2 separate regions of the Homo sapiens genome follow, and region 1 is linked to region 2. Evidence: chromatin loops called from intact Hi-C (ENCODE). Cell type or tissue: A673. All regions are shown on one strand.

The links. A loop is a pair of places that touch in the nucleus more often than their neighbours do. Peaks named below come from ENCODE experiments on the same cell type or tissue, not always from the same donor. Only the 100,000 strongest peaks of a DNase experiment are listed, where the experiment ranks them.
Region 1: it touches region 2 in a loop (6-fold over the local background); 24 of 110 quality-filtered maps call a loop at or near these places.

What each region holds. Positions count from the first base shown.
Region 1 is chr5:36,072,314-36,074,813 of GRCh38, reverse strand. No RefSeq gene overlaps it. Among named protein-coding and RNA genes, the nearest start is that of UGT3A2, 6.7 kb to the right of the region's middle. In A673, a CTCF peak has its summit at 1,061 (motif pointing left); a DNase peak (open chromatin) is centred at 1,033; H3K4me3 peaks cover 550 bases; H3K27ac peaks cover 2,341 bases.
Region 2 is chr5:36,304,932-36,307,431 of GRCh38, reverse strand. The region is part of intron 1 of LOC124900962 (a long non-coding RNA gene); the gene reads right to left. Among named protein-coding and RNA genes, the nearest start is that of RANBP3L, 4.3 kb to the right of the region's middle. In A673, a CTCF peak has its summit at 1,517 (motif pointing right); a DNase peak (open chromatin) is centred at 1,511.

The DNA.
Region 1 (2,500 bases), 230 kb after region 2:
GAAGAATGAAACTGGACACCTACTTCTTTCTATGTATAAAAATTAACTAAAGATGGATAAAATGCTCAATATAAGATCTATGACTATAAAAATCCTAGATAAAAACCTAGATAAAACTTCTGGACATTGGCCTAGGCAAAGAATTTATGACCATGTCCTCAAAATCAAATGCAATAAAAACAGAAATTGACAAATGAGACCTAATTAAACTAAAGCGCTTCTGCACAGCAAAAAAACCCAAAACAAAACAACAACAACAAAAAACTATCAACAGAGTAAACAAACAACCTACAGAATGGAAGAAAATATTTGTAAATGATTCATCTGACCAAGGGCTAATGTTCACAATCTACAAGGAATTTAAACAAATCAACAAGAAAAAGACAAATAACCTCATTAAAAATTAGGCAAATGACATGAACAGACCTTCTCAAAAGAAAACATACAAACAGTCAACAAACATATGAAAAATTGCTCATCATTAATTATCAGAGAAATGCAAACGAAAACTACAATGAGATACTATCTTATACCAGTCAGAATGGCTATTACTAAAAAGTCTAAAAATAACAGATGTTGATCAGGCTATGGAGAAATGGGAAGCTTATACACTGTTGGTGGGGATGTAAATTACTTCAGTCCCTGTGGAAAGCAGTTTGTCCTGCCTAGGGACTTAGACTCCACACACTTGACCTACTGCATCACCAGCCAGACACATTCCACAGCCCACTCTGACTCTTACAAGCACAGGGGATTGGTATATCACCGGGGTGTTGTGGGTCTCCTGGTGATTTAACCCTCAGCTGGGACTGGCCCTAAGGTATAAGGTATGAGGGAATTCCAAAGTCCCCCTTGATGCAAAGGAAATGTGGGTGCAGTGCCTGTAGTTGAAGGATATGTCACCAAGGCCTGGGAGCAGACTCAGAAAAGATATCAATTCTCGCCCCTGCCTCTCTTCTCCAGGGCACTGTTGCATACGTACTGTAAAACAAAAGGGGCACCTGGCTGAGGAAGAGCCTATCTGTGGGCCTTACATTAAGTGCCATCTACTGGATTGCAGCTTGAGTTACACCACCAAACAATGCAATGCCTCTGAAACCCACAGCAGGAAACCATCTACAACCTAGGAACCCATTCAGAGCCTCAGCCCTCTGAGAGCACCCAGCAAAGAAGCCAACCAACTAAACACAACATTAACAGCAGTCAAACCCTCAAGGGAAAAAAGAATAGGAAAACAAAAAGACCCATCCAAATTCAAAAAGAAAATGAAATCCCAGGTCCCTCAGATGATAAGGAACCAGTGCAAGAACTCTGGCAATTCAAAAAGTCAGAATGTTTCATTATCTCCAAAGAATTGCACTAGCTCCCTAGCAATGAATCCTAACCAGATTGAAATGTCTGAAAAGATAGACACAGAATTCAGAATCTGGATAGGAAAGTTCAACAAGATCCAAAAGAAGGTTGAAATTCAATCCATGGAAGCCAGAAAACTGACCCAATATATGAAAGACGTCATAGCTAGAAGAAAGAACAAAATTGAACTTCTGGAATAGAGAAAACCACTACAGAAATTTCAAAACATATTTGGAAGCCTTAACAACAGACTATTCTGAACAGAGGAACTAATTTAAGAGCTCAAAGATGGATCCTTTGAATCAACCCAGTCAGACAAAAATAAAGAAAACAATTTTTCTAATGAACAAAGCAAAAGAATTTATGACTAAGTCCTCAAAAGCAATGGTAACAATAACAAGAATTGACAAGTGGGGCCTAATTAAACCAAAGAGTTTCTACACGGCTAAAGAAACTATCAACAGAGTAAACAGACAACCTATGGATTGGGAGAAAATATTTGCTAACTATGCCTTTGACAAAGGACTAATATTCAGAAGCTATAAGGAACTCAACGAGATCAAAACAACCCAATTAAAAAGTGGGAAAGGACATGAACAGACCCTTCTCATAAGAAGACATGCAAGCAGCCAGCAAACATGACAAAATGCTCAACATCACTAATCATCAGGGAAATGTGAATCAAAACTACAATGAAATACCATTTCATACCAGTCAGAATGGCTATTATTAAAAGCTCTAAAATAGTAGATGTTGGCAAGGCCATGGAGAAATGGGAACGCTTATATACTGTTGGTGGGAACGTAAATTACTTCAGCTTCTGTGGAAAACAGTTTCTCTTCGAGAAAGAGATTTCTCGAAGAACTAAAAATAGAACTACTGTTCAACCCAGCCATCCCATTACTAGTTATATACCCAAAATAAAATGAATAATTCTACCAAAAAGACACTAGTTCTTGCATGTTCATTTTAGCACTATTCACAATAGTAAAGACATGGAGATAGAGACATAGAGATTTATGTATGGAATATCTATATGCACATCTGCTTGTATACATGTCCTAGCTCTATCCACTGAGAGAACTACAAACAGCAGTGCTTCCTTAGCAAGAGCACACATAGCAACTGTATAGGTATCTCTTGGTCT
Region 2 (2,500 bases):
TTGCCAGCCTCCATAGCTGTGAGAAATAAATTTCTGTTGCTTATAAGCCACCTTGTCTATTATAATCTTCTATAGCAGCCTAAACTGGGTAAGACACAACCCAATTTTATTTTAGAAGTAAAACTGATAAAGTACTAATAAAATTAGAAGAAGGATGTAGAAAAGAATAGCTACACAGTTGAGAAGGAAGAAGTAAAATGACGGTTTGGTTTTCTTTAAATGAGTGCATCATCCTCCCATAAGGTTCAGCCTTCTTCCTCTCTCATGGAGGTCTCTGAACTTGATGGTCATGCACCCCTAGCAACAACAAATGCTTGAGAATATACCCCGATGTGGGTTTGTTTGTATGTTTATAAATCGTATTCATGTAGTACTGCCACACTAATTTGAATGTTAACATTTCAAAATATTTTGTGTGTGAATTGTATAATGTAAAAAGTAAAAAATTAGGAAAAAAATAAAGAGTTTCTGTACACACTCTGATAAATCTAGCACATTGCCTGTTCCTTGTACCCTTTCAATCAGGTTCACTAAAAGTAATTATATTTTAAAGTGCTTTATCACAAAAATTGTAAAAATATGCAAAATTAGACATGAAAGCATTATAAATCCCCATGCACTCATGACTCAGTTTTAATAATTATCTGTTTATGGCCAAATTTATTTCATCTCTATCTCCCCAAATCTCACTCTCCTAGGCTATTTTGAAGCAAATCTCAGATATAGAATAATTTTATTTTTAATACATCAAAATTACATTATAGTCCGCCTAATTAATATAAAAGAAAATCAGTGAAAGAAGAAATGCAAAGAAAAAAGGAAAGAAGGAAGGAAGAAAAGAAAGAAGCAAATAACCAATAAACCAACTAAAAAGGAAAGAAGAAATTATGAGGAAGGGAGTGAGAAACATGGTTTGCTATTATTTTATTCCTGTAAATGCCAATTCAAATGAAGTAGTAAAATTTTGATTTGGTGCAAGCTAATTTGCTTTATTTTGAAACTGATCCCAGTTAGTGCATATTTACCTTCAAAGAGTTAAGTTGTGCTGTAAACCCATTGATTCCAATTCCCAGGTGCTTCAAACACTTCTAGATGGAATTCAGACTCTGTGGGATCATCTGTTCCTACCCAGAGGGTGGTCATTATAGAACCAGAACCACCTTACTCTAGGTTTCCTTGTCACTAAAACAAACAAATAAAATAAAATCTGGCATTTTTCTGACCTATGGTTTTATTTCGTTTTGTTTTCACTGTAGCTAAAACACTTCAATAAAGATAGAAAAATGTAAAACTTCAGAAAGTTAAATACCAGCACATAGCAGTAATCACATTTCACTTACAGGAGGATAATCAGGTAACTTTCCTCCAACCTCAGATACAGACAATCATCTTCTAAGCTCACAAATACAGGACCCCATTCTTGTGGGCACTGGATGAAAAGACATGGGTTTATCTTGTGCCAAGGCCAAGGCTATTTTAATATTAACTGACCTTGGACTCTGCCGACCTCCAGAGGGAGCCCTGAGGCAGCCAAATCTAAGGCTCAGCAGCAAAAGGGCCCAAATTAGTCTGAACTGCCAACGCAATGTTTATGTAGTGAGGCAATATTTATGATAAACATGACCCAAATGTTGGTGTTCAATGGGTTAAAGATCAATTGTAGCAATTTCAGGATAGAGAGCAGCTTTGATAAGTAAGCAGTTTGGTGCTATGCCAGTGTAGTCTCTTGAATCCACGGACAGGAGCAAGTATTCAAGTGAAACTATCTCTACCATTATTTGTGTTTCCTATGTTTTTACAGATGGCAGTTATGGGAATCCAGCCAACAGTGCCACCTGGGAAACTCTATGAGCTAAACACTATAGTACATTGGGGTAATAACATGGCTCTGAATAGCCACGAAAGCCTACCTTTGTGGAGGCTTTACAATATACACCATACATAAGCCACTGTGAGATCCTGAAACTCAACATTCTCATCTATAATATATCTGATTGTGTATTAAGGAAGAGTAATCTGGAAACAAATCAACCACTGCTTGATATAAAGGAGCAGGGGATCTGTTTTTTAAAATCAACAGAAAATCTAAAATCTTGACACTAATTCATCAGCCTTCAACTATAATGATCATTTAATAATTCCTGTAGTACTTTGGGGATCATAATGAGGCTAATCCCAGCCACAGTTTTCATGTTTGCCTGCTGATAGGGGTCTTTAAACTTATTCTCTAAGAATGAGAGTGATAAATTCAATAATATTGCTTTTTATTTATATAGCACCTATCATTCCAAGCAGTCCAAAGGCCTTCAAATAATAGATATACTTGCAGACTAGACATCACAAATGCTTTTGAAACATGGCAGGTTATTAACTAAACAAGTAACTCACTTGTGGACTAATTTTAAATGCATGTGTCCTTGCTTTTTGAATATGGTAACTGAGAAAAGTAAACCCTCCTGTAAACCTAATACCATTTAGCTTGTTCAGCCACACACTGTGC